Linked DNA regions of Homo sapiens: region 1 is linked to region 2. A link is an interaction called in ENCODE POLR2A ChIA-PET data of the cell type or tissue named here. Cell type or tissue: GM12878. All regions are shown on one strand. Each heading gives the region's core, and the rest is flanking DNA. Links, peaks and the distances in the headings are about the cores only.

Evidence for each region. ChIA-PET counts read pairs that join two places held together with the same protein. Peaks named below come from ENCODE experiments on the same cell type or tissue, not always from the same donor. Only the 100,000 strongest peaks of a DNase experiment are listed, where the experiment ranks them.
Region 1: POLR2A ChIA-PET joins it to region 2 with 5 read pairs; 2 of 35 experiments call an interaction of 5 or more read pairs at or near these places.

What each region holds. Positions count from the first base shown.
Region 1 is chr1:165,795,308-165,805,210 of GRCh38, reverse strand. No RefSeq gene overlaps it. Among named protein-coding and RNA genes, the nearest start is that of UCK2, 27 kb to the left of the region's middle. In GM12878, for the core only: no CTCF peak of the experiment used is centred there; no DNase peak of the experiment used is centred there.
Region 2 is chr1:165,867,309-165,877,211 of GRCh38, reverse strand. The region is part of intron 1 of UCK2 (uridine-cytidine kinase 2); the gene reads right to left. Among named protein-coding and RNA genes, the nearest start is that of MIR3658, 36 kb to the left of the region's middle. In GM12878, for the core only: a CTCF peak has its summit at 5,595 (motif pointing right); DNase peaks (open chromatin) are centred at 1,841 and 5,701; H3K4me3 peaks cover 236 bases; H3K27ac peaks cover 2,545 bases.

The sequences.
Region 1 (9,903 bases), core at 981-8,980, 72 kb after region 2:
CTCGTATTTATTGTTCCTTTCTTTGTGTCCATGTGTACTCAATGTTTAGCTCCCACTTATAAGTGATAACATGTGGTATTTGGTTTTCTATGCTAGTTTGACTAGGATAATGGCCTTCAGCTCCATCCATGTTCTAGCAAAAGAAATGATCTCATTCTTTTTTTATTATTATTATTATACTTTAAGTTCTGGGATACATGTGCAGAATGTGCAGGTTTGTTACATAGATATACACATGCCATGGTGGTTTGCTGCACCCATCAACCCATCATCTATATTAGGTATTTCTCCTAATTCTATCCCCCTGCCCAGTCCCCCACCGCCAGACAGGCCCCAGTGTGTGATGTTCCCCTGCCTATATCCATGTGTTCTCATTGTTCAACTCCCACTTAAGAGTGAGAACATGCAGTGTTTGGTTTTCTGTTCCAGTGTTAGTCTTCTGGGAATGATGGTTTCCAGCTTCAACCATGTCCCTGCAAAGGACATGAACTCATTCTTTTTTATGGCTGCATAGTATTCCATGGTTTTATGTGTGCCACATTTTCTTTATCCAGTCTATCACTGATGGGCATTTGGGTTGGTTCCAAGTCTTTGCTATTGTGAATAATGCTGCAGTAAACATACATGTGCATGTGTCTTTGTAGTAGAATGATTTATAATCCTTTGGGTATATACCCAGTAATGGATTGCAGGGTCAAATGGTATTTCTAGTTCTAGATCCTCAAGGAATCACCACACTGTCTTCCACAATTGTTGAACTAATTTACACTCCCACCAACAGTGTAAAAGCATTCCTATTTCTCCACATCCTTCCCAGCACCTGTTGTTTCCTGACTTTTTGTTTCTTTTTTTTTTTTTTTTTTTTTTGAGACAGAGTCTCGCTCTGTCGCCCAGACTGGAGTGCAGTGGTGTGATCTTGGCTCACTGCAACCTCCACCTCCCTGGTTCAAGCAATTCTCCTGCCTCAGCCTCTTGAGTAGCTGGAATTACAGGTGTGCATCACCACGCCTGGCTAATTTTTGTATTTTTAGTAGAGACGGGGTTTCACCATGTTGATCAGGCTGGTCTCAAACTCTTCACCTCGTAATCCACCCGCCTCAGCCTCCCAAAGTGCTGGGATTACAGGCATGAGCCACCGTGCCGGGCCTGTTTCCTGACTTTTTAATGATCACCATTCTAACTGCTGTGAGATGGTATTTCATTGTGGTTTTGATTTGCATTTCTCTAATGACCAATGACAATGAGCTTTTTTCCATATGTTTGTTGGCCACATAAATGTCTTCTTTTGAGAAGTGTCTGTATGCTTCACCCACTTTTTGATGGGGTTTTTTTGTTTGTTTGTTTTTTCTTGTAAATTTGTTTAAGTTCCTTGTAGATTTTGGATATTAGCCCTTTGTCAGATGGATAGATTACAAAAATTTTCTCCCATTCTGTAGGTTGTCTGTTCAGTCTGATGATAGTTTCTTTTGCTGTGCAGAAGCTCTTTAATTAGATCCCATTTGTCAATTTTGGCTTTTGTTGTCATTGCTTTTGGTGTTTTAGTCATGAAGTCTTTGCCAATGCTTATGTCCTGAATGGTATTGCCTAGGTTTTCTTCTAGGGCTTTTATGGTTTCAGGTCTTTTGTTTAAGTCTTTAATCCATCTTGAATTAATTTTTGTATAAGGTGTAAGGAAGGGGTCCAATTTCAGTTTTCTGCATATGGCTAGCCAGTTTTCCCAACACCATTTATTAAACAGGGAATACTTTCCCCATTGCTTATTTTTGTCAGGTTTGTCAAAGATCAGATGGTTGTAGATGTGTGGTGTTATTTCTGAGGCTTCTGTTCTGTTCCATTGGTCTCTCTCTCTGTTTTGGTACCAGTACCATGCTGTTTTGGTTACTGTAGCCTTGTAGTGTAGTTTGAAGTCAGGTAGTGTGATGCCTCCAGCTTTGTTCTTTTGGCTTAGGATTGTCTTGGCAATGCGGGCTCTTTTTTGGTTCCATATGAACTTTAAGGTAGTTTTTTCTAATTCTGTGAAGAAAGTCAATGGTAGCTTGATGGGGATAGCATTGAATCTATAAATTACTTTGGGCAGTATGGCCATTTTCACGATATTGATTCTTCCTATCCATGAGCATGGGATGTTTTTCCATTTGTTTGTGTCCTCTCTTATTTCCTTAAGCAGTGGTTTGTAGTTCTCCTTGAAGAGGTCCTTCATGTCCCTTGTAAGTTGGATTCCTAGGTATCTTATTCTCTTTGTAGCAATTGTGAATGAGAGTTCACTCATGATTTGGCTCTCTGTTTGTCTATTATTGGTGTATAGGAATGCTTGCACATTGATTTTGTATCCCGAGACTTTGCTGAAGTTGCTTATCAGCTTAAGGAGATTTGGGGCTGAGACAGGGTTTTCTAAATATACAATCATGTCATCTGCAAAGAGAGACAATTTGAGTTCCTCTTTTCCTATTTGAATACCCTTTATTTCTTTCTCTTGCCTGATTACCCTGGCCAGAACTTCCAATACTATGTTGAATGGCAGTGTTGAGAGACAGCATCCTTGTCTGGTGCCAATTTTCAAAGGAAATGCTTCCAGCTTTTGCCCATTCAGTATGATATTGGCTGTGGGTTTGTCATAAATAACTCTTATTATTTTGAGATATGTTCCATCAATACCTTGTTTATTGAGAGTTTTTAGTATGAAGGGGTGTTGAATTTTATTGAAGGCCTTTTCTGCATCTATTGAGATAATTGTATGGTTTTTATCTTTGGTTTTGTTTATGTGATGGAGTATGTTTATTGATTTGCATATGTTGAACCAGCCTTGCATCTCAGTGATGAAGCCAACTTGATCATGGTGGATAAGCTTTTTGATGTGCTGCTGGATTCGGTTTGCCTGTATTTTATTGAGGATTTTCGTGTCAATGTTCATCAGGGATATTGGCCTGAAATTTTCTTTTTTTGTTGTGTCTTTGCCAGGTTTTGGTATGAGGATGATGCTGGCCTCATAAAATGAGTTAGGAAGGAGTCCCTCTTTTTCTATTGTTTGGAATAGTTTCAGAAGGAATGGTACCAGCTCCTCTTTGTACCTGTGGTAGAATTTGGCTATGAATCCATCTGGTCCTGGGCTTTTTTTGGTTGATAGGCTATTAATTACTGCCTCAATTTCAGAACTTGTTATTGGTCTCTTCAGGGATTCAACTTCTTCCTGGTTTAACCTTGGGAGGATGTATGTGTCCAGGAATTTAGCCATTTCTTCTAGATTTTCTAGTTTATTTGCATAGAGGTGTTTATAGTATTCTCTGATGGTAGTTTGTATTTCTGTGGGATCAGTGATGAAGTCCTCTTTATCATTTTTCATTGTGTCTATTTGATTCTTCTCTCTTTTCTTCTTTATTAGTCTTTATTAGTTCTTTATTAGTCGGGCTAGCTGCGATGAACATTTCAAACTTCCCAGTGGCTTTGTTTACACTGTGAAGGGAAAACGGCCTACTCAAGCCTCAGTAATGGCGGACGCCCCTTCCCCTACCAAGCTTAAGCATCCCAGGTCAACTTCAGATTGCTAGGCTGGCAGCCAGAATTTCAAGCCAGCAGATCTTAGCTTGCTAGGCTTCAGCCCCCTTTCCAGGGGAGCGAATGGTTCTGTCTCACTGGCTTTGCAGGCGCCACTGGGGTATGAAAAAAAAAAAAAAAAAACTCCTGTAGCTAGCTCGGTGTCTGCCCAAATGGCCGCCCAGTTTTTTGCTTGAGACCAGGGCCCTGGTGGTTTAGGCACCCGAGGGAATCTCCTGGTCTGCGGGGTGTGAAGACCATGGGGAAGTGTAGTATCTGGGCCAGAATGCACCATTCCTTAAGGCACAGTCCCTCACAACTTCCCTTGGCTAAGGGAGGGAGTTCCCTGACCCCTTGCGCTTCCTGGGTAAGGTGATTCCCCACCCTGCTTTGGCTAGCCATCCGTGGGCTGTGCCCACATCTAACCAATCCCTATGAGATGAGCCGGGTACCTCAGTTGGAAATGCAGAAATCACCCGCCTTCTGCGTTGATCTCACTGGGAGCTGCAGACCAGAGCTGTTCTTATTCGGCCATCTTGCCAGCCACACCAATCTCATTCTTTTTTATGGCTCCATAGTATTCCACGGTATATGTGTACCACATTTCTTTATCCAGTCCACCACTGATGGACACTTAGGTTGATTCCATGTCTTTGCTATTGTGAATAGTGCTACAATGAACACACACGTGCATGTGTCTTTATGGTAGAATGATTTATATTCCTTTGGGTATATACCCAGTAATGAGATTGCTGAGTCAGATGGTAGTTCTCAGTTCTTTGGGAAATCTCCAAACTGCTTTGCCCATTCTCTAATGGGGTTATATTACTTTTTGTTGTTGAATTATAGGAGTACTTTATATATTTTGGAAATTAACACCTATTAAAATAAAAACTTCAGCCAAATTAAATTTAAAGGAGTTTAATTGAGCAATTAATAATTTGCAAATCGGGAAGTCCCCAGAATCACAGCAGATTCAGAAAGACTTCAGGGATACCTTGTGGTCAGAACAAATTTATAGACAAAGAAAGGGAAGTGACATACAGAAATCAGAAGTGAGGTACAGAAACAACTGGATTGGTTACACCTCAGCATTTGCCTTATTTGAATACAGTTTGAACATTCAGCAGTGTATGAGTGGTGGAAGTATGGCTTCTGGGATTGGCCAAGACTCAGCTATTGTTACAGGTGCATACTCCTAAGTTAGGTTTTCAATCTTGTCCACCTATTAAGTTAGGTTACCAGGACCCAAATATAGAAATACGGAGTCCTTCTCAGGCCATATTTAGTTTGCTTTAACACACCTTATCAAATATATGATTTGCAAATTTTTTTCTCCCATTCTGTAGGTTGCCTTTTTCACTCTGTTAATTGTGTCCTTTGATACACAAAAGTTTTTAAGTTTGATGTAGTCCCATTTGTCTATTTTTGCTTTTGTTGTCTGTGCTTTTGGTGTTATATCCTAGAAATCATTGCCAAGTCCAATGTTATGAAGCTTTCCCCCCACATTTTCTTCTAGGAGTTTATTAATTTTAGGTCTTATATTTAGATCCTTAATGTAAGGTCCTTAAATGTAAGGACCTAAATATAAGGTCCTTTTTCTCCTCTATTCTCTTCTCTCTCTTTGTCTGTCTTTTTTTTCAGGGTCTCACTCTATCCAATAGGCTGGAATGCAGTAGCATGATCACCACTTACTGACGCTTTGACCTCCCAGTCTCAAGCAATCCTCCCACTTCAGCCTTTCGAGTAGCTGAGACTACAGGTGTGTGCCACCATGCCCAGCTAATTTTTTTTTATTTTGGGAGAGATGGGGTTTCCCTATGTTGCTCAAGCTGGTCTTGAATTCCTGGCTTCAAGCAATCCTCCTACCTTGGCCATATGAAGAGCTAGGATTACAGGCATGAAACACAGCACCTGACCCCAACATAATTCCTTGACATGTGAAGATTCAGTTTTCCCAACACTATTTGAAGAGAGTCTTTGCCCCATTGAGTGTTCTTGGCACCCTTGTTTAAGATTATTTGGCCACCTATGGGAGGGTTTATTTCTTGGTTGTCTTATTCCATTGGTCTACTTGACATGCTTATGTCAGTACCACACTGTTTTAATTACTGTAGCTTTGAAACATGCTTTGAAATCTTTTGAAGATTTTGAAGTTTGAATCTTTTAAACTTGCTCTTCTTTTTTTTTAAATTGTTTTGGCTATTTGAGATTCCTTGAGATTTTGTATGAATTATTTTATTTCTGCAAAATAAATGCCATTGGAATTTTGATAGGGATTGTTTCATATGTAGATCGTTTTGAGTTAAAAGGTCTTTTCAAGCCAAAGTTTCATTAACCTAGTCCCCATAATTACAAGATTGCACTAAGAAGCAAAATCTGTCCTAACAGATATTTACCAATGAACAAAGATTATACAATGTATGGTGAACTTTCAATGCAATTAATATGCATGTATATCATTACTAATACTGAAAAGTATTCCCTTGTGTAAATTTACTATATTTAGCCAGTGCTTTTTTTTTTTTTGAGATGGAGCCTTACTCTGTCACCCAGGCTGAAGTGCAGCAGCGTGATCTCGGCTCACTGCAACCTCCACATCCCGGGTTCAAGCAAGTCTCCTGCCTCAGCCTCCTGAGTAACTGGGATTACAGGCGTGTGCAACCATGCCCAGCTAATTTTTGTATTTTTAGTAGAGATGAGAGTTCACCATGTTGGTCAGGCTGGTCTTGAATTCCTGACCTCATGATCTGCCTGCCTTGGCCTCCCAAAGTGCTGGGATTACAGGCATGAGCCACCGCGCCCGGCTGGCCAGTGCTTTTTTAAAAAAAATTTAGATATTCTTCCTTTTTAATTAGGTAAGGATGTGAAAACACCCTTAAACATGCTTCTTGGACCATCTGCATGATTGTTTTCTTTTATTGAATCAAAGGGTATGCATGTTTATTTCAGACAGGGTCTCTGTTGCTCAAGCTGAGTGCTGTGGCGTGATCACAGCACACTGAAGCCTCAACTTCCTGGGCTCAAGCAGTTCTCCTGCCTCAGCCTCCCAAGTAGCTGGGACTACAGGTGTGCACCAACACGCCTGGCTAATTTTTGATTATTTGTGCAGACAGGGTCTCCCTATGTTACTCAAGCTGGTCTCTAAGTTCTGCACTGAAGTGATCCTCCCACGTCAGCCACCCAAAGTGCTGAGATTACAGGTGTGAGCCACTGCACCCATCCCAAAGGGTATACATGTTTTTAAAGCCTCTGCTACATCCTGCTAAATTGCTTTTAAATGTTTAACCCAATTTCAGCTCTCACCAGAAGTGTGTAAGTGTTTAAGGTCCTTTTTCTTTCCTTGTAATGTTAAACTGTTTTTTAAATCTTACTTATTTGTTTATTTTTAAAATGTATTATTATTTATTTTTAGAGACAGGGTCTTGCTATGTTGCCCAGGCAGGACTCGAGTTCCTGGGCTTAAGTGATCCTCCTGCGGCAGCTTCCTGAGTAGCTAGGACTATAGGCATACACACTGTGCCCAGTTTATTTCTTAAATCATTGCCTTGATTATTGTTCAGTGCTCTACTTTAAGCAAACTTCGTTACAGATCCCAAAATCCATATTGACACTGAAGAATATATCAGAAGATATCTATTCAAATTAAGGAGGGTTGACTGAGTTCTTTCAATTAGGAAAGAATAGAGAATTTCAAGCTTTCCATTGATACTCACTTTTTCTTCTATTATTTTTGAAACTTCTAACTGGTTTCTACAAGTTTCCTTTCTCTTCTATTCTGCCAGGCCCTCTAATGCTTCTCTTCTCCTTCTCCTTCTTCTTCTTCTTCTTCTTTTTTATTTATTTATTTTTTTTTTTTGAAACAGAGTCTTGCTTTGTCACCAGGCTGGAATGCAGTGGCGCAATCTTGGCTCACTACAACCTCCACCTCCCGGTTTCAAGCGATTCTTGTGCCTCAGCCTCCTGAGTAGCTGGGATTACAGGTATGCACCACCACGCCTGGCTAATTTTTGTATTTTTAGTAGAGATGGGTTTTCACCATGTTGGCCAGGCTGGTCTCAAGCTCCTGGCCTCAACTGATCCACCCGCTTTGGCCTCCCAAAGTGCTGGGATTACAGGTGTGAGCTGCCACACCCGGCCTCTAATGCCTGTTTTAAAGGTAAACTCTGATGGCCTTCAAAACCTAGCAAATTAAGACCAAATTCCTTAGTCTGGTATTCAAGCCTTTCCAGTTTTATTTTTCCCTTTTTCCTTATACATACCAACACTCCAGTAATGAGGCTACGCTTACCATTTCCTAAATACACCCAATGTTTTCCCTCATCAAAAGGGCCTTCTTCTCATCACACCTATTGAAATTAAAATGTATATGCCACCTTATTCGTGATTCTCTCTAGCTGCGTAGAATTTTTTTCTTCCTTAAAACACCTACAGCATTTTGCATGCACCTCTGAATATTCTGCCTTGCAGAATTTTTTCCCTAGTACTAGCCTATGAATGCCTTTAGGATAAGAGGTCATTTTTTTGGGTGAGGGGGATGGGGGGAACAGGGTCTGGCTCTGTTGCCCAGGCTAAAGTGTAGTGGCATGATCTTGGCTCACTACAACATCTGACTCTGGGGCTCAAATCATCCTCCTGCCTCAGCCTCCCAAGTAGCTGGGACCACAAGCACACGCCATGATGCCCAACTACTTTTTGTATATTTCATAGAGACAGGGTTTTGCCATGTTGCCTAGGCTGGTCTTGAACTCCTGGGCTCAAGCAATCTGCCCATCTTGGCCTCCCAGTGTTGGAATTACAAGCGTGAGCCACCGTGCCTGGCAAGGTCACTTTCTTAATCTTTGTATCCATTCTAGAGCCTAACAGGACACCCTACGTATAGTAGTCCCATACCCATACATACTTGTTGAATTAATAGGCAAAACGTTAGTTCTCCTACTACAATGCAAGTGCACTAAAAATAAGCATCTGTTTATAGAAAATCACTTTACAAACCTCCCATTATTTATTTTAATTAATTAATTAATTAATTTTTGTAAAGAGAGGGCTCCCTATGTTGCCCAGGCTGGTCTCAAAACTCTTAGCCTCAAGGGATCCTCAAGCTTCAGCTTCCCAAAGTGTTGGGATTACTGGCATGAGCCACCATGCCAGGCCTACAGACATCCCATATTGAGCAATGTGGTTTGATTAGAATAGACAATCCCTTCCTTAGCTTCTCAGGGTTTAAAGTAATGAAATCATTTACAAACAGAAGAAAAAAGAATAAATAATCCTTAAGGCCTCCTTCACTTCTGGTATTTGATAGCTCTAAAAGCATCTAGGATAGTATATCTCACCTGATTTCAGCCCTTATGTGTTAATTCAGATTCCCCACAAACAGACCTTGAGATAAGGATTTGAATGTAAATAGTTTATTTTGGAGGAGATTCCAGAAAATACCAGTAGAAGAATGTGGGAAACTGAAAAAGGGAAGGGATGGCCACCAAGTTATGAAGCCGGTTGTCACTGTGGTTAAATGGAACTCTGGGAGTCAGTGAAGATAAGTATTTCTGAGTTATCCCACCTGGGAAGGGTGCTGGGGTGTTTATAAACCAACTCTGCCAGTCATTGGTTCAGGGCTGTTCCCAAGAGACCTTAATTCTCTTCAGTTGCTGATTGGCCTCCCTAAAGGGGCAGAGGCTTCTGTTGCCAGAAGATCTTCAGCACCTGGAAGTTGCTAGCATAAATACAATAGACCCAAAGGCGGGCAGGGGACTGACAAGGTCTACCATGTTTCAGGAAGAAATCTTAAATTATATATAGTTTTTAAAATTTGGGATATTTCAGCATGTTTATAGGTTATATATGCAAGAGTAACAGCAACACCTATGGTTGGAATGAAAAGTCACAGAAACAAAACCTGGTGTGGCCAGAGGTGCAAAGTTCATAGAAAAGGCAGATTATGTGATGAAAAGTATGAAATCATTTAGAAACACAAAAAGCGTAACTGTTAGGTCCAATCTAATTTTTAGTTCTCTGTAATCGTTAGGCCAATTTTAAATATGCAACATGTAAGCCTTTAGGTAAATGAAGACTAGAACAAACATTTTTAAACTCTTATATGTTTCTATATATGCAAGTAACAAACCCATATTTAAATACTTCTCTAACCTAAATTTATCATCTTCCAACATCTTCCCACTCCTCCCATTTACCAGTTATTTTAGGTCTCAGAAATGGTAAAGAAAAATTGTAAAGTAAAATTAAAAAATACATATAGACAGAATAGGTAATATGTGCACAAGGTAAAAAAAAAATACTAAAGAGTATACAGGAAAAAAGTAAATCTTTCCCATGTGGCTTCCATTGTTCCTCCCCAAAGGCAGTCACTCT
Region 2 (9,903 bases), core at 724-8,723:
TATAGCTTCTCACTTTTCAAAATTCTTAATTTTTCCTCACAAAGCAGTGTTAATAATTAATTGGGATGAGATGAATGCATTCTGCACACAGGACAAATTTTGGGGGGGTCAGTGGACCATTTATAAGTGAGTTACATTGTTGCCCCCCAAAATCTACGATCATATTCTAACTCCCCCAACCTCAAAATATGACCTTATTTGGAAAAAAGGTCTTTGCACATGTAATTAAGTTAAATATCTTGAGATGAGATCATCCTGAATTAGGGTGGGCCCTAAACCCCATGACATGTGTCCTTCTAAGAAACAGAAAAGGTGAAGACACGGAGACATGAGGGAAAGCCATATAAAGGTGAAAGTAGAGACTGGGGTGATACAAGAAATGGCAGCAGAAGCTGGGAGACAGGACGGAGGCATGGGTCTCCTTCAGATCTTCCAGAAGAGGCCAACACTGCCCACACCTAAATTTCAGTCTTACAGCCTCCAGCACTATAAGAGAATGAATCTGTCATTTTAAGTCATCAAGATTGTAGTAATTTGTTACTATAGCCATAGAAAACTAATACACCTGTCACTTTTTTAATGGGTATATTGAATTTCTTTTTTTAAATCACAGAGGATGTACTTTCTTCAACTTTTATTTATGTACACTCCTGTACATACATTGTTTTTATCTCCTTACAGAGGATATATGTCATAAAGATGTATCATTGCATTTTACAAACTTGTCCTGCAGAATTTTTCCTGGTGTTTTCTGTTTGCTCTAATGGTAAACTGTTGCTATCTGGAATATAGGCATGTCTACCTAATCAAATATCCTGGTTAATAATTTATCATACTTACTAAATACTCAGAAGTAAAACTATACTGAGCACAGGACTTAATCTACTGTTTCCTTGGTGACGAAGATGTCACTTCCAGATCCAGTGGTGTGCTTCAGGGTCTTCAAAATGAGTAGCAATTACTAGGCTGCAGATGTGTGAAACTGCCATTTAAGAGAGGTGTTGTGTTTCCATAGAAATGCCCAATAAACTTCTGGGCAAGATAGATTTTAAAAAGCAAGAGGATGAAAACTACCCACCTACTACAATGTCCTAAAAAGCAAAATATAGGTCCTTGTGGTGTTATGATTTATAATGGTTTTCAACCAGGTTCCTGGTCCATAACTCCCACAGCCCTTGTTACAGTCTTTTGTGATAATGTTGGGTCAGGAAACAGAATCTCTTTCCTGCCTTCCTTTCACCTGGCCCGAGGCAGGAATCTAATCTTTCCCCACCTTTCAGATTGTGGGTCTCAAACCCTCCCCTGAGAGGGCTAAGCACTGTAGGAAGGAACGTTTCCAAAAAACCCAAGAAAGCTGGGTACAGGGAGTTTCCGGATAGCTGAACACCTGGAGGTTCCTGGAGGGTGGCACACAAGGGAGGGGTTGGAAACTCCGCACCTCTTTCCCCATGCCTTGCCCTGTGCGTCTCTTCATCTGTGTCCTTTGCAAAATATCCTTTATAATAAACCAGTAAACATAAGTGTTTCCCTGAGTTCTGTGAGCCACTCCAGCAAATTAATCAAACCCTAAGAGGGGGTTATGGGAACCTCGACTTGAAGTCAATCAATCAGAAGTTCCAGAGGCTCAGGTTTGCATGTCTGCAGGGGGCAGGGGCAGTTTTAGAGACTTGAGTTTCCAACCTGTGGGATTTGACACTATCTCCAGGTAAATAGTGTAGCAAGTAAATTGGAGGACACTCAACTGGTGTCTGTGCCTTGCTGTGTGAGGAAATCCCCCCTCTCTCACCACAATCGGTCACAGAAGTCTTCCGTGTTAACTGTTGTGGTGTGAGAGTAAAGGAAAAATGTGGTTTCAGAGAGTTTCCCTACATAGTCCTTTAAAGTCAGGCTGGGCAGGGCACACAGGACCTGGCTTGATTCCTGACTCTAACATACCAGTGATATCTCGGGCAACTCAACCTCTTAGAACACTGGCATCCTTGTTTTAAACTGCAGGTAACCATACCTGTTCCACAAATGGGCCATAAGTGTTAATAAGCTACATGCCTAAGATAGTGGCTAGCACAAACTATATGTTCAATAAAAATTATTCTCTTCTTTAAGATCCACCAAATTTTCATTTAGACAAATCTTTCCAGGAAAGTCCATTAGGAAGCTTTTTTTTTTTTTTTTTGGTAACTCAGTTGAAAACTTCATCAATTCATGCCCATTAGTTTTATTTTCTTCACGTCTATAAAACGGCACAAAACTACATTATCATACTATTAAACCACACTACACAATGAAAACAACACACTAGTGTTCATACATTATGTACCAGGAAAGAAAAAGCATCCATTTCCTTAAGAGTTAGTGTTCCTGCCACAGCCACCTAAGAAAACACCAGGGCAAAGGACAGCACCCTCTTCTAGAATGCCCAAGCAACTGCAATGCCTTTCATGTCCTCGGTAAAACAAATCTTCCATTTTAACAACCTATAGATGGAAGAAAAGGAATTCTTACGTTAAAAAAAAAATCTTCCTGTTTTATGGCAGAGGCACCTGATAGCCATAACTGAAGCATATCCTAAGAATGAGAAGAGTGTTGGTTTGGAGTTCCAGGCTAAGAAATCTGAGAGTGGCCAACCTGGAGATTCAGTCTTTGTCTATTAAAGACATCCAAATCCCTGCCCTATCCCTTTTAACGCAGGGGATGGAGACCTTTGTTTTGGGAGGCTGCCAGGGGGAGGATGCTAAATGAAAATGCTATATGAGCTACATGTTTTTTACAAAAGGTAGCAGCATGCTTCCTGCCAAGCCCGCTGCCACTGGACGGCTCTGTACGTGAGTCCCCCAAATAAACCCTATGTCTCATTTGATACCTCCGGGTCTTTTCTTCAGTCTCTCAAACATGGTGTCATCCCTATTGGAGTCAACAGGGGTCTAGCATAACATCTATAAACAATCAAATCACAAAGCATTCCCTCAAGAAGCAGGCTGGGTGGCCCAGGAAATGGCCCAGGTGATTGTGGAGCCCAGAGAATCAGTGCTTATGAGGGCAGCATCAAGTTCCCATCTACCCCTGTCTCTTTTGTTTTTAAAATAAAAGTAGTAGAGAAGTAAATTCATAAAATAGAAGGTTGTCCTCAGAGGATGGGATGCATGAAATTAAGGTTATGGAGGACTGCAATTACTGGTAATGATAAGGTCTAAGGTAGAGGGAGACAATGGCTAAAGTCATTACCTATGTTTACACTGAAATTGCCAAGAACTAAAGGAAGCAGTGATACTGGAAAGAAAGAGACAATAAGGTAGGAGATAAAATCACAGAGAAATAGCTCAGGAGTAGTGAGTGGCTCTGGTGATGTGAGATCCAAAGCTGGTGTTTTAGGCAGGAGGGAGGGAGGGAGAATGGTTTGAAAGAAATAGGAAGTAAGAAGGAAGCACCACCCCCCACGTCTCGGCACTAAGGCCCAAAGATAAGCAGCATGTGGGAAAAGCTTCTCCTGAGGCTTGGCAGGAAAAACAGGGAAATCAGGAAAGAGCAAGTTTTTGACAGAAAAGGTAAAGGACACTCAAAAGAAAGGGTTGAGAATATGGAGGTTTTACTGATGATGAACTACGACAGCCCAACGGGAGAAAGGGTTTTCACACTGCAAGAAGTGAAAAAAGAGAAGGTCAGGAAGATATAAAGAATCACACAGAAATGGGAAGCTTCACTTTTTCTCATTATTAAAAAATGAACGTAATAATCTTTTTCTAAAAAGTACAAGTAGGTAAAACAAAGACAGAAATGATTGGCTAAGTCCTACTGCTAGAAATAAATGTAGCTACCATTTTGGCAAGCATTTTTCCGTGTTTATATGCATGCATGGTAGCTTGTGTCCAAGACGGTGGCCATCAGTTTCTTCCCTCCCTATGTGGGCAAGATATTCCTCCAGTGAGGGGTGAAGTCTATTCAATCAATTGCATACTGACTTCTTTTAAGATAACTACATTTTATTGTATCTCGCTATTCTCTATCTCAGAATTCTATAATCTGTCCCTTCTTCATTATTAAATTGTGGCAACCTAAAACCAGACATGAAATTCTGGGGGTTTTTTTGGTTTTCTTTTCTGTTCGTTGGTTTGTTTTTCGGTAGTTCCTACCCTGGTCTTTCTACTTACTTTACTTTTTATAATTAACATTGCGCTGAATAAATATCTTACTCCACTTGATCTCGACTGCCCTTTTCAAGGTAGTTGCTTTTTGCATCTCCAACGTGATGCAAAATTCACAGGGTACAAAATAGTATAAGGCACAAAGCCTGTCTCCTTCCTACTCTATCTCCCAGCCGGATTGCTGATCACTTCTCTGGCAGCTACTGTTTTCAGTTTCGTGTACATCCCTTCAGAGGCAGTCCCTACATATAAAACCATGTGTGAATGATTTTTTTCAAACACAGACACTAATACACGCTGTCTGCACCTTCGTTCACTTATATATCTCAAAGATTATACTGTCAATACTTTTAAGACTGCCTCCTTTTTAAGGGCTTCAAGGTATTCCACTATATGAAGGAACTGCAGCTAGTCCTCCATTGACAGACATAAATTATGTCTCAACTTTTTCTAAAATGAACTTAATGTATGGATATACATATATATTTGTAGAATAGATTTCCAGTAGTGGATTTGCTAGGGCAAAGAATCTGCATTTTTTAAAATTTCCATATATATGCCCAGCTAGCCCCCACCATCAACAATTTATATATAATGTACTATTTCCCCCTCACTCTTAATGATATTTAACCTTTGGTCTGTTTAATTTGCTGTCCTATTTTAAGTGAGGGTAAACATCTTTTATATGCCTAAAAGACGGCCAGGCATGGTGGCTCACACCTGTAATCCCAGCACTTTGAGAGGCCAAGGCGGGCAGATCACTTGACATCAGGAGTTCAAGACCAGCCTGGCCAACATGGCAAAACCCCGTCTCTACTAAAAATACAAAAATTAGCTGGGCATAGTGGCACACACCTATGATCCCAGCTACTTCGGAGGCTGAGGCAGGAGAATCGCTTGAACCTGGAAGGTGGTGTTTGCAGTGAGCTGAGATTGCACCACTGTACTCCAGCCTGTGTGACAAGAGCAAGACCCTGTCTCAAAGAAATAAAAATAAAAAATAAGTAAACTGGCTAGAGCAGCCGGCAAAAAGAGAAAAAAAAAAAAGACTATGTATATGCCTAAAAGGCTTCTGTTCTTCTGGAACTGGTTTGTTGATATCCTGTCCTCACTTCTCTGTTGATTTATTGGTCTTTTATTTCTTATTGATTTATAAAAGCTCTTTATATATTAAGGAAACTGGCCATTTCTCATTTGCCTCACAAATTCTTTCTAGTTAACTGTCTTTTTAAGTAGTGTTTTGCAAAGAAATTCTTTATTGATGCAGTTAAACTGATTAACCTAAACTGATTTTATCATGTTATATTCAGAAACAATTTCCTCAACCAAAGATTTTTTTTTTTAACTTCCCTCTGTTATCTTCTCAACTTCATGTCTTCCTTACTCCTCGGTAGCTCACTTGTCCTTTCTTTGCCTTCAGCTCCCAAGATCCCAACCACATCAAAGGCAGACCACAAGAGGGCACCAATCCAGCAGCTCCTTGAACCCTGAAAAGGCAGGCCAGGCTGACACCCAGAGACCACAGAGGGCAAATAACCGAAGAGGAAATGAGATCTAACAGAGTGGGTTGTAAGGGACTTCCTGTGCATATACAGAGCGTTACAAAAGACCTGCAGCTGTGTCCCTGTGGAGTTCACCAGGAAAGAGACACAGGACCTGCTTTCAACCCTCTAGCCCACAGCTGCACACATGCTAAGGGATCAGGCCTGTGGCACAATTGGAAAAGCATGAAGCAGCAGCAAGTCTGGAGTACAACCCAGATGAAAGCCATTTGTTAAACTATTTTTCTTTAAAACACGAGGTATATTTTCCCACCTTGTGCAGGGTATCCTGTTAAGAGTATGAAATCCTGTTTTTTTCCATACCATGAGAAATGGGTACAATAAGCAAACGCACACGCACACACAAAAAATTCACTCCCCCTACACAAAAAGAAACCATACTAAACACTAACAGGGGCCAGGCGAGGTGGCTCACCCCTGTAATCCCAGCACTTTGGGAGGGGCAACGCTGGCAGATCACTTGAGGTCAGGAGGTCAAGACCAGCCTGGCCAACATGGTGAAACTCCTCTACTAAAAATACAAAAATTAGCCAAGCATGGTGGCACATGCCTGTAATCCCAGCTACTTGGGAGGCTGAGGCAGGAGAATGGCTTGAACCTGGACGGCGGAGGTTGCAATGAGCCAAGATCGTGCCACTGCACCCCAGCCGGGGCAACAGAGCAAAACTCCTTCTCGAAAAAAAAGACTAACAAGGAATTTTTGTCCAATGAAGCCTTCTGTAAAATAATAACACATATATAACTGAAGACTGGATAGTAAGCAGCATAATAAATACATGTTTCTAATCCTACCTTGATAACCTCCTTCCACGTCACTTGAAATGGTTCCTACAGATTTCTAGGAAACAGTACACAGAAAGTTCCCTCAGGGAAGCTCCCTGTAGTGTGCTGTCTACCCATAATGGAGCAAGAGGCTTGAATCTCTTCCTCCTACATATTAAAGCAGAACCCTGTAGCCAGACACTGAGGCTCAAAAACTCCTGTGAGCAGAAGTATCTTCATTCACATATTAAAATTGTCATCCAGCAAATGGTACTGGGAAAACTGGACATTCAAATGAGAACCCTGTAGCCAGACACTGAGGCTCAAAAACTCCTGTGAGCAGAAGTATCTTCATTCACATATTAAAATTGTCATCCAGCAAATGGTACTGGGAAAACTGGACATTCAAATGAGAACCCTGTAGCCAGACACTGAGGCTCAAAAACTCCTGTGAGCAAAAGTATCTTCATTCACATATTAAAATTATCGTCCAGCTAATGGTATTGGGAAAACTGGACATTCATATGCAAAAAAAAAAAAAAAAAAATGAAGTTAGACCTTTCCTTACTTTACACCATACAAAAAAAGAAACAAACAACAACAACAAAAGAAACCACCACCTCAAAACAGATCAAATACCTAAACTTAAGGGCTAAAACTGTAAGTCTTAGGAGAAAATATAAAAATAAAGCACTTTGACATTGGATTTGGCAATGATTTCTTACATGTAATACTGAAAGCACAGGCAACAAAAGAAAAAAATAAGTAAGATGGACTTCATCAAAATTTAAAACTTTTGCCAGGCACAGTGGCTCAACCTATTAATATAATTAATATAATTCCTGTGCTTTGGGAAGATTGCTTGAGGCTGAGAGCTCAAGAATAGCCTGGGCAACACTGCAAGACGTCCACAAAAAAGTTTTTAAAAATTAGCTGGTGGTGGCTCACGCCTATAATCCCAGCACTTTGGAAGGCTGAAGCAGAGGATCGCTTGAGCCTGCAGTGAGCTATGATCACGACACACTGCACTCCAGCGTGAGTGACAGAGCAAGACCCCCATCTCTTTAAAAAAAAAAAAAAAAAAAAAAAGGCCCATGATGAGATTCTCTTTCATACCCATTAGGATGGCAATTTTTTTTTTAAGAAAGAAACTAGAAAGAACAAATGTTAGCAAGCATGCGAGGAAAAGGAATTCTTGTGCACTGCTGGCAGGAATGTGAACTTGTATAGCCACTGTAGAAAACAGTATAGGAACTCCTCAAAAAACTAAATATAGAATTACCGTATGACCCAGCAATACCATTTGTGGGGATGTACCCAAAAGAACTTAAAGTTGAAACTCAAGTAGATACAGGCATACTTCATTTTATTGTGCTTCACAGATACTACGTTTTTTTTACAAATTGAAGGTTTGTGGCAACACTGTGTGAAGCAAGTCTTGTTAATACCATTTTTCCAATAGCATGTGTTCACTTTGTATCTCTGTGTCACATGTTGGTAATTCTCACAATATCTCAAACATTTTCATTATTTTATTATATGTTATGGTGATCTGTGATCAGTGATCTTTGACATTACTATTGTAATTATTTCGGGGTGCCACCAACCACGCCCATATAAAATGGCAAATTGAATCCATTAATGTACATGTTCTGACTGTTCCACTGACTGGGGCATTCCACTGTCTCTCTCCCTCTTCTTGGGCCTCCCTATGATTTCCTGCGACAGAACAATATTGAAGTTAGGCCAATTAATACCCTACAATGGCCTCTAAGTGTTCAAGTAAAAGAGTCACATGTCTCTAACTGTAGATCAATGGATAGAAATAATTAAGCTTAGTGAGGAAGGCATGTCGAAAGCCAAGACAGGTCAAAAGCTAGGCCTCTTATGCCAAGGAGTCAGCCAAGATGTGAATGCAAAGGAAAAGTTCATGACGGCAATTAAAAGTACCACTCCAGTGAACACATGAATGATAAGAAAGCAAAACAGCCTTATTACTGATACGAAGAAAGTTTGGTCTGGATAGAATATCAAACCAGCCATAACATTCCCTTGAACCAAAGCCTAATCCAGAGCAAGGCCCTAACTCTCTTCAATCCTATGAAGGCTGAGAAAGATGAGGAAGCCACACAAGAAAAGTTTGAAGCTAACAGAGGCTGGATCATGAGGCTTAAGTTAAGAAACCATATCCCTAACATATTGTGCTAGATGAAGCGGCAAGTGCTGATGTAGAAGCTGTAGCAAGTTATCCAGAAGATCTAGCTAAAATAACTGATGAAGGTAGCTACACTAAAGATTTTTTCAATGTAGAAAAAACAGCCTTCTATTAAAATAGTATGCCATCTAAGACTTTCGCAGCTAGAGAAGTCAATGCCTGACTTCAAAGCTTCAAAGGACAGGATGACTCTCTTGTTAGAGGCTAATGCAACTGGTGACTTTAAATTGAAGTCAATGCTCATTTACCATTCCAAAAATCCTAAGGCCCTTGTATGCTCCATCTACTCTGCCTGTGCTCTGTAAATGGAACAACAAAGCCAGTATGGCAGCATATCTCATTACAGCATGATTTACTGAATATTTGAATCCCACTGTTGAGACCTATTGCTCATAAAAAAAGATTCCTTTCAAAATATTACTGCTCATCAGCAATGCACCTAGTCACCCAAGAGCTCTGATGGAGATGTACAAGGAGATTAATGTTATTCTCATGCCTGCCTACACAACATCCCTTCTGCAGCCCATGGATCAGAGTGATTTTGACTTTCAAGTTATTATTTAAGAAATACATTTCGTAAGGCTACAGCTGCCATAGTGATGCTTCTGGTGGATCCGGGCAAAGTAAACTGAAAACCTTCTAGAAAGGATTCACCATTCTAGATGCCATTAACAACATTTGTGATTCATTGGAGGAGGTGAAAATATCAACATTAACAAGAGTTTGGAAGAAGTAGATTCCAAGCCTCATGCATGATGTTGAGGGGTTCAAGACTTCAGTGGAGTAAGTCACTGCAGATGTAGTGGAAACAGCAAGAGAACTAGAATTAGAAGTGGAACCTGAAGATGTGACTGAATTGTTGCAATCTCATAATAAAATGTGAACAAATAAGGAGTTTCTTATGATGAACAAGTTTCTTCTTACGAAAGTAGTTTCTTGAGATGGAATCTAATGCTGAAAATGCTGTGGGCATTGTTGAAATGCTAACAAAGGATTTAGAATATTCCATAAGCTTAGTTGATAAAGCAGTGGCAAGGTTTAAGAGGACTGACTTTAATTTTTTTTAAATTTTTTATTTTTTGATTGCTGGGTCGAAAGGTAAAATTGACTCCCACTTTGAAAGAAGTTTGACTATGGGCAAAATGCCATCAAACAGCATCACATAAAACAGAGAAATCTTTCATGAAGGAAAGAGTCAATCAACGTGGCAAACTTCATTGTTGAC